Regions from separate parts of the Mus musculus genome. Here region 1 is linked to region 2. Evidence: chromatin loops called from intact Hi-C (ENCODE). Cell type or tissue: heart. All regions are shown on one strand. Region 1 overlaps Camta1 (calmodulin binding transcription activator 1). Region 2 holds the start of Gm52710 (a long non-coding RNA gene).

Region 1 (5,000 bases), 50 kb after region 2:
GGATGGCTGTTTCCACCAACAGACTGAGCAGATCCTAGCTGTCCTGCGCATGTGCCAACATTTATCGCCATCTTTAATGCTGGCATTTCTAGATGGTTCGTGATGGATCTCAGTGTGGCTTCAATGTACAGTTCCAAGATGACTAAGCACTTTTTTTGGGTGCTTCTTAACCATCGACACATCCTTCCAGCCCTTTGCTCGTGAAGGCCTCTCGCTTTCTCCTGCCGTTGGCTCGTAGGAGTACCCTGTGCACAGTAGCTCCTGACTGTGCTTCGATGCTGATTTCAGGCTGTTCCTTCTAGGATGCAGCCCACAGATTCGTTTTTTATGCTGTTAATCTTTTCCTGAGCAGAAGTTTTTAATTTTGCTGAGGGATGATTTATCGCTTGCCCCCCCTAGACGGCTCTCATTTCCTAGGTCTTTCTCCTTTCTTGGTGTGGAAACACTTCACTGTGTATTTTTCTGGAGGCTTTCTAGTTTTAGCTCCATCCGTGACTAACTTTTAGTGTCTGATTCAAGGAGGGAGACAGTGTCTTCCTTTGCTTTGGTACTTTCTGTTCCCTTGTGTTGTGTGTCTACATGTGTGTGTGCACCCACATGCACACCACCGCATGTGTATAGAGGCCAGAGGCCAACCTGGGGGAACTTTTTTTCTCTTTATCCCGTGAGTCTCTGGGATGGAACTCAGGTTTGGGCCTTGGTGGTGAGCATCTTTCCCCCTGAGCCATCTTGCTGTCTCCCGCATCTCTTTTTTTCAGATGTCTATTTATTTGTTCAGCACTGTTTACTGAAAAGGTGTTCTTTTTTCCCCCTTGGTTGGCATTGGTACCTTTGTCTAAAGTAAACTGACCATACAAGGGTGTCTGCATTCTGGGCTGTATTCAGTCTACCCAACATTTTATAGACTGCCTCTAAATTAGCATTTCTACCTCACTGTCTTGATTGCTGGGGCTTTTATAATAAATCTTGAAGTTGGTCCTTCAAGTTTCTTTTTAGACTTTGTATATATATATATATATATATGTATATATATATATATATATATGTGTGTGTGTGTGTGTGTGTGTGTATGTATGTGTGTATGTGCATGTGTGTGTATGCATGTGTATGTGTGTATGTACATGTACGTATGTGTGTGTGTGTGTGTGTATGTGTATGTGCATGTACGTATGTGTGTGTGTGCATGTGTATGTGTGTGTGCATGTGTGTGTGTGTGCATGTGTATGTGTGTGTGCATGTGTATGTGTGTGTGCATGTGTGTGTGTGTAGGTTACAGGACAAATTGTGGGAGCCAATACCCTCCTTTCCCAGTGGGCTTCGGGTATTGAACTCAGGTCCTCAGGTTTGGCAGCAGGGATATTTACCCACCAGTCACCTCACTGGCCCCAGAAATTTTTACTTATGTTAATAAGAATTAATTTCTTTCAAATAAAATAATTTGTTGATGATTTTGTATCTTACTTTTAATATATTTTTTTAAATTGTCTTTTTTTGAGATAGGAGGTTCCTGTGTATCATAGTCGGGGTCATCTCAGAGACTCCTTTGTTTTCTTTTAAAACATACTTATTGTTCATTTTATTAACGCAAGTGTATGTGTTTGTGTGTACCACCTGCATGTAGGACCCCAGAAGAGGGCATTAGATTCCATGGAACTGGAGTCACAGACAGTTGTGAGCTCCCATGTGGGTGCCAGAAATTGATCCCTCGGTCGTTTGGAAGAGCAGCCAGTGTTCCTAATGACTGAGCCATCTCTCCAGCTCTCGTTTTTAAAATCTTTCTCTTCTAATTTCAGCATTGCGTCAAATTGCCACTGATTGTCAATTAGCCAGGGTGTGACCAAGAGATGGACAACAGTCCTTGTAAAGATGATCTGTGACAGCCTTTCCCATAGAGGAGGGACTTGGATAAGGCTTTTGATTGGTTGCTCGAATGTGGGCGGGACCTATGAGGAGGGAAGGTGGGCCAGTCTAGGTACACTGTTGGGAAGAAGGGGAAGAGAAGGATAAAAGTGGTTGAAGCCTCCTTGAGGGTAATGAGATCAGGCAGGTGACAGATTTAGGGCTGGCTGGGTCTCAGACTCCTGAGGAGTTGGTTTGCTCGTTCTAAGGAAAGCCTAGCCAACAAGCCATATCATCAGAATGAAGGGACGTGCTGGTGACAGATGTTTCTGTCATCTCAGAGTCAGCATCCATGGCCCCACCCTTCTCGTGACATGGGCTCTTCTCCTGCTTACATCCATTATAATTTGGGATTGTTTTGGGGACCCGGTGACTGACACGAGATGAAGATTTGGGACTCTGGTTGTTCTCAATAAGTGGCCTCTTGTTTGAGCAGAATCCACAGTGTAGACTGTTCGCCTTGCATGCCAGGGTTGTCTTATTCAGGTGGCACCAGGTGTCTGTCTTGTCTCTCTTCCTCTCTGTCTTTGTGTCCCTCCATCCCCCACTTTCTCCTTTGACTCACTCTCTAGCTTCCACTACACTGGAGCTGTAGACCTTGTAGCCTCCTGAGTGCTGGAGTTAGGTGTGAGCTCCACAGGCCGGGCTCTCCGACTCTTGAGGAAGGACTTGCAGTTTTCTTAGTGTTTGCTGCACTGTGACACTCACTGGAACCTGCCACAGACAAAACACTAAGAAACCAACAAATGTAGAAACCCATTATTCCTCTCCTCCTCCCTTCCCCTTTCCTCCCCCTCCCCCAACCCCTCCCCCTCCTTCTCTTCCTTCCTGTATCCCACATGCTTCTTTCTGCTTTGGTCTCTTTTTGGAGTTTTCAAATTAAAAGAAAAATACGTTGAGGTGGCCATATGATATGGCTCATGACTATAATTCTGGCACTCAAGAGGCTGAAGCAGGAGGATTGCCATGAGTTTGAGGGCAGCTTGAGCTACAGAGTTAGCTCTGGGCCAGCTTGAGCTACAAAGGGAGGGATGAGACCCTGTTTCAATCACACGATTAGAACCAGAATGTTGGCTGTTGAAGAGTCAATCCAATGTGAGTTATTCCTCTGTTGTTGGAAACAGAGTTCTTTGCATCCCTTAAGTTTTGACACAGCACTCTAATGTGGCCTAATATGATTCTTTGTCATCCATGCAAGGGTCGGTTCCAGGACCACAAAGATACCAAATCCTCCAACCCTTCATAGAATGGTGGTGAGTTTGGGTATAACCAACAGGACCCTCATCCAGACTTTTAGATGGCGCTAGCCGACTCCTGTAGTCCGGGAGCAATGCTGTTAAACACTGTGCATTGTTCAGAGAATGATTAAAGAAAAAAAAAGTTGTCCACACACATTCAGCAACTCTCCCCCAAGTGTTTTCTGTCTGTGAATATCTGTTGAGTCCGTAGGTTCAGACTCTGGCTGTGAGTCTAGCCGACCTATATGTTTCCTTTAGTGTGGATCAACGAGATGGTTTTAGTTTGCAGATATAATGAACTTGCAAGCAAGCAACCCTTTTGATAGTCATTTAAAATGAAATCTTAAATAGATTTATTTGTTTTTACTTTCTGTGCCTGTACCAGGTTTGTGCCTGGTGCCTGCAGAGACTGGAAGAGGGCATCGGATCCCCCAGGACTGGAGTTACCGGTGGTTGTGAGCCTCCATGTGGGTGCTGGGAACGGAAACTGGGTCCATTGCAGGAGCAGCTAAGTGCTCTTACCTACCGAGTCATCTCCTAGACCCCATAATTTTTTTTAGTCTTTGAAAATTTCATGTATTTGTACAACATATTTTGGTGATATTCATCCACTGCTAAACCCCTTTCCTGATTTCAGCAACCAGATTCCATCTTCCCCTCAATTTCATGACCCCTTTCCTTCCCCTCCCCCATCCTCTCCCCTTTCCTCTCCCTCTTCCCTCCCTCCCTTCCTCTCCTCTCTCCCTCTCTGTCTCCCCACCTCTCTCCCTCCGTCTCCAACCTGTTCTCCCCCCACCTGTTCTCATTTTTTGTTAACTTGACACAAACCTAGACAGACTTGGGGAAAGGATTTGCACCGAGGGAGTTACCTCACAGATTGTCCTGTGAGTCTCTTCCTGGGGTATTGTCTTAGTTAATGACCGATGTAGGAAGGCCCAGACTGCTGTCGGTGGTGCCACAGCCCGCACGTGGTTCTGGGAGGTATGAGAAAGCTAGCTGAACTTGAGCTTGGAGAGAAAGCCAGTGAGTGACATTCCTATATGGGCTCTGTTTAAGTTCCTGCTGCTAGGCTCCTGCCTTATTTTCCTCAGTCAGCTTGTGATGGAGAATGTAAGCCAAATGATCATTTTCTTCCTCAATTTGTTCTTGGCCAGTGTTTTACCACAGCAATAAAAGATTCTTTTTGAGTTCAGTTAGTGTGGTCCATTATGCGCACGGGTGCGGGGCTATCCACTGGGGCGCAGGTAATCTGCCAGTGGTCACCTTTGGTAGCCTCAACTGCCCATGGCTCCGCCCAGGGGGTGTGGCCGTCCGGTGCTGAAAGTTTGACTGGCTTGATCCTATACAGATAGACATAGCTGCTCCTCCCCTTTGGTCGGCTCCGACACTCTTCCCATCCCCTGACCCATGGTGATCCCTGAGGCTTGGATGGGGGTTCTATGGAGGTGTCGTTGACGCGACCCCCCAGCTGAGCACTCACAGTTACTCATACTCAGCACGTGGGCAAGTTTTGAGTCTGCATGAGCACAACGTGCCCCCGAGTGAGGCTTCTCAGACCAAAGCTGAGAGCAGCACAGATCTAGGAACAGATGTAGGTTTTCAGAAGGTAGTTTAATAACATGACGGCAACATCGTTCTTCATTTTAAATTCTGTTAGGGCCCTAGTCATGCAAATGTATGATATGTATGATGCTGATCCTTCGACGCTGATTGGAGCCCCTCCCCCCACTCAAAACTACCAACATCTCTTGGGGAATTCTCTAGGCATTTGTCAGCCCAACCGTAATAAATCTCTTTTCTTTGTTTTTCTCTTTCTTCTTTGTTTTTGTGTGCATGCGCCATCAATTTCTGAGAGGGATATGT
Region 2 (5,000 bases):
CTCTGCTTCCATCATCATCATCATCACCATTACCATCACTGTCATCACCATCATCTCTGTCTCCATCCTCATCTCCATCGTCTTTATGTCCAGCATCATCACCATAATCAGTACTATCTCATCTCACTTAGTAATGTACATTGCCATTTATCCTGTACTTGGCTCTTGGGTGAATCATCTAAATCGGTTGTCTCCTTTAATCCCACAAGACAGGTGATCTGTTGTGCAGAGGCTTCCGGAAGCGACTGAGCTAGAAGCCAGACCCTGGAGTCCACTTTGTTACTTACACCTCATCATTAACGGACCTCACAGGAACACAGCAAAGTTCTAAGGGATAACAAAAGGGAGAGACAGGCCAACCGTGTGGTTTTGTCAATAAAATATCCTCAAGGATGTCAGGAGTTCTGAGACTGAAGGCCAGCTCCTGTATGCCCCTCCCCCGTGTGTAGTTTGTGGGAGGAGGGACCCCATCTCCTCTGGAGGACAGGCTGCTGGGTGGGTGGGCTGTTTAAGGAAGTTCACTGGAGTGCAGGTACTGGAAGCTTGGGGGCATCATAGCAGGAGCAGTCCAGCCCCTCCCCCCCCCCCCCCGCTGCAGTGGGGCAGGGGCAGGAGTCCCTGAACCCCAGCCTTGACAAATGGCTGTGAAGGTCTCCATGGCACCCAGCAGCCCATCTGCGTTCTTGGTTTGTGGCTTTCTGGGGTGTGGACTAGCCAGAACTCAGGCTTCACGCTTCCTGGCTGAGCTACCCGGACACATAACAGGGCTGTGGTCACGGATGGTGGGGGATTTGTCACCTGCTGCTTTGATGCTCTACAGTTCTGTGCTCAAGCAAGGTTTGGGGTTCCGGCTAGCTCCTGGGGACTGCTAGGTCCGAGAATATGAACCTCTCAAGGATACTCCAGCAGATAGAGGTGTGTCCTGATATCAAGCTCCGCCCTCATAGTCACGTGTTCCATGTCAAGCTCCACCCTCATACAGTTCTTTCCCTGGAACCCAATACAGACATGCATAGCGAACCTTACAGAGGTACCATGATACACAGGACTGTGCTGATGAGACCTTGGGGGCTCGAGAGGCAGAGGGGCAGGGATAGCTCCACATCCCCTTCCTACATGGGGGAAACGGTCTTGCCATCTCTAGCTCATCAGAGTGACTGCGGGCAAAGTAATTAATACTGATTTTATTTCCAGCTGAGGCTGATGAGTCTCTTTTCCACATTAATTTTTATTAAGCTTTTTATGTATTATTTCAAAACCACATACTATTCAGAGACAGTTTAGGACACATTATGGGTTGTACATTTTGTAATTATCAAATGGCCTCCGTCCAAAATATGGAAAAGAAAACAAACGTAGTTGTTTCCCAAGGAAGGGAATCGCCATGGTGATGTGTAGACAGGCCTTGGAGCTGCTGGCAGCCCCGCAGGCTCGGTGCTCGGGACTCTGTGCTGCCTGCTGGCATCCAGGAAGGAGCTCTAACATGTCTGCCGGAAGCCTGTTTCCTTGTCTCCTTGTCTCCAACCTCAGGGCCCCTTTCAGCTTGATTCCCAGTGACAGACAAGAGCTCCCTTCTCCATGGGCTCAGGTGCCTTTCGATCCGAGTTGTCAGACAGATCGTGCGAGTCCTCCTTTCTGCCCAGGTCCCACCTCGTGGAAGTTTTCTCCATATGCCAAAGCTAGAAAGGACATCCAGCATGTTCATAGCATGGGGATTTGCTTTCACAATGACTGTTTTCTCCCAAAGCGTTTGTGCTTCGCTATCCCCCTGCCTCAGTGTGAGATCCAGCCGGGCTGGTAGCTTGTCTGCTAGTCCATCCGATGTCTGGCTGAGTGCATGAATCAATGTCTCCTCTGGACTGGGAGCTAGCTCCTCCAGCTCAGGGATAGCTGCAGAGCCAAAGTGCGTTGGCTTCCCTCTCAAAGCCAGAACAGAATCTGCACGACAGGATTCTCATAAGTTCAGGCATGGACGAGCTCCAGGATGAGGAGAAACAAGTTCAGGATGGAAAACAAACCTTGGCCTGGGCCCAGCTTGGTGGGCTAGGATTGTGCAGCCAGCCTGGGGAAGCCACGCCCACTAGGCTGCCACTCTTGGTGCCTGCACAGGCTCAGAGCAAACCCCCTCTGCCTCCTGCCTCTGCCTCTGCCTCTGCCTCTGCCTCTGCCTCTGCCTCTGCCTCTGCCTCTGCCTCTGCCTCTGCCTCTGCCTCTGCCTCTGCCTCTGCCTCTGCCTCTGCCTCTGCCTCTGCCTCTGCCTCTGCCTCTGCCTCTGCCTCTGCCTCTGCCCCTGCCCCTGCCTCTGCCTCTGCCTCTGCCTCTGCCTCCATTGCGTCTCTTTTTTTGTTCTTTAATTAAATTAACTTTGTCATGGGCTCCCGTAGCCCAGGCTGCCCTTGAACTAGTTTTATAGCTAAGGATGACCTTCACCTCCGGCTCCTCCCTTGACCCTACCACTTCTGCCTCCTGAAGGCCGAGATTAGAAGCAGTTGCCACCAGGCCCGGTTTTTCTCACCTTTTAAACAGATTTTTTTTTTTAAAGGAAGAATTTTCATTTTACAAATGGTTTCCTGTACTTTCCAAGTAATGTTCACAGCACTTATACACTCTTTCATAATTGGCTCACACAATACACCCTGTTCAGAATTTTTAATCAACCATGGCAAGTGGCCCCAGCAATTTAAATAAAAAAGTATAAAAATGAATTTAGTATTTTAATATAGCAGTGGCATTAGCCTTATATATGTGCTTGGGCAATTTCATGCAGGCTTACGGTCTTATATTCCTTTTCGTTTGCCTGGTGGGTGAAGTCCAGCATCCAGGCCATGGCTCTTTATGGAGAGCTGGCTGAGAGGAGCGCAGTAGGGCATGCTCTCCCTAGAGGGTTGGTCATCCGGGCGGCACAGGGCAGCTAGGGTAGGAGGGACTCTGGCCTGCTGCTGTTGGACACACGATTCCCTTGGGCGAGCTTTGGTTAGTGTAGAATATGTGAGGGATGATGTAGTCCTTCAGCTTCTAGTGATTTCTGTTGAGGACCTTTGACCAGCAGGGCAGCATGCTGACCACTACACGCATGTTATCCCTGTTCTACCGAACATTGGATGGCCACATCTAAATGTGAGGACATTTTCCATGTACATGACCACGAGCTAGCCCGTCCAGGGGCAGAAGGTGCAGTCACCTTGCCATGCATCCACCATCATTGTCATCCCTCTCCAAATGCCTTTCATTTTCCAAAACTCTGCAGTGCACACCCAGCACCCCCGCCCCTGCCAGCCCCTGGGCCTACCCTGCTTTAGCGCTATGACTCTGGTTGCCGTGGAAATGCGTACGTGCGAGCCGCATGGCGCATGTCCAGTTCTCTTGCGTGAACCACACAGCGCATGTCCACTTGTGACCGGCTCCTTCACCTGGCATCATGCTCTCAGGGTTCAATCTGTACCGGAGCCGGTGTCACTGTTTCACTCTTTTTAAGCATCCTACAGGTTTTATCTGTTGGTTTGTCCATAAGTGGACCCTTGGGTTCCTTCTGAATGATGGCACTGTGAACGTGTATGTGCAGACCGGGAGCGAGTCCCGAAACTCATGCTGAACTCTGAGTTCGTGGCTTGGCTGAGGGCCTCCGGCTCTAAACTGAGCTCTTAGGACAGAGCCTAGCGCCTCCCACCCTGCCTCCTTGCCACCCGCTCTGTCCTCTGCAGCCACACCCAGTTCCCTTCATGGGTGTGCTCCTTCTGTGCAGCACAAAGGCAAGATGCCCCTTTGCCCTTCTCCCCCCAGATTTTTCAGGTCCCTTTCCTTGCCTTGGGTCTTAGCTTCCGTGCACTCTGCTTGGCAATTGCTATACCCTCTGTTCCCCATCTCTGCTGTAAAAACAGCCTTAGCTAGCTAGGCGGTGGTGGCACATACCTCTGATCTCAACTCTCAGGAGTCAGAGGCAGATGGATCTCCGTGAGTTCAAGGTCAGTGTAGTGTGGTCTACAGAGTGAGTTTCAGGACACCCAGAAATACACAGAGAAACCCTATCTCAAAAAAGCCAAATAACTAAATAATAAATAAATAAATAAATAAATAAATAAATAAAGCGTAAGTTATCCTACCTAATGTTTGTGTAACTGACTTATATGTAGTTTTTAAAAATGAGATCTTTGAGACTTTCATACATTGATTTTTGCCCATATTCCTCCTTCCCCTGACTCCTCCCAGATCACCCTTACCCATCCAACTTTGTGGCCTCATTCTGCATCCACCGAGTCCAGTTTGTGCTACCCATGTATTGTGGGATGCATGACTTTCCACTGGAGTATGGCTGACTCACCAGGGCCACACCATTAAAGATAACTCTTCCCTCTTCCAACAGCTACCAACTGGCTATATAGCTATATAGCTATAGCTGCTGGCTGGGTGAGACTTGGTGTCCACGCTCCCTTTTCTTGCTGGAATTTGAGCTCAAAGAGCCCCTGTGCACACCGTCACAACTGCCATGAGCCCATGGGTGCAGCTGCCTGGCTGTGTCCCAAAGACCGTGCTTTCATGTATTTATTTACTGTCTCTGGCCCTTACGGTCTTTTCATCTCTTCTTCTGCAATGATTCCTGAGTCGTGTGGGGGGAGGGATGCAGTAGAGATGTTCCCTGTACAGTTGAGCATTCTCTAGTGTCTTATTCTCTGCCCTTTGGTTTCTGCTAATCCCAGCCACTGAAAACAGAAGTTTCTCTTAAGCAGTGCTCTATGTATGTGATGCTAGGTTCAACCTCAGAATCCTCCAAAATCCTGCAACCGTCAGCTGCAGGGTGATTGGTGTGCATAAGGGATCGGGTGGTTTTGGTGTCTGGCTTTTACCTGTTGGGCTGTCTGGCCAGCCTGGGTTCTCTTTCTATTACTAAGTTATAAGGGTTCCTTAAATAACTCTTACTACCATTGTGTTGTGTTGTGGTGTGTGTGTGCATGCATGCCATGGCACTTGCATGGAGGTCAGAGAACATCTTTTGGGAGTTGGGT

The links. Peaks named below come from ENCODE experiments on the same cell type or tissue, not always from the same donor. Only the 100,000 strongest peaks of a DNase experiment are listed, where the experiment ranks them.
Region 1: it touches region 2 in a loop (2.0-fold over the local background); 2 of 42 quality-filtered maps call a loop at or near these places.

Annotation. Positions count from the first base shown.
Region 1 is chr4:151,685,450-151,690,449 of GRCm38, reverse strand. The region is part of intron 3 of Camta1 (calmodulin binding transcription activator 1); the gene reads left to right. The region is part of intron 1 of Gm38442 (a long non-coding RNA gene); the gene reads left to right. Among named protein-coding and RNA genes, the nearest start is that of Gm38442, 35 kb to the left of the region's middle. In heart, no CTCF peak of the experiment used is centred here; no DNase peak of the experiment used is centred here.
Region 2 is chr4:151,735,499-151,740,498 of GRCm38, reverse strand. All of the region lies in intron 3 of Camta1 (calmodulin binding transcription activator 1), which reads left to right. It overlaps Gm52710 (a long non-coding RNA gene), which reads right to left and starts at 4,291. Exons shown (of 3, transcript XR_003955315.1): 1 at 1-4,291. In heart, no CTCF peak of the experiment used is centred here; no DNase peak of the experiment used is centred here; H3K27ac peaks cover 1,346 bases.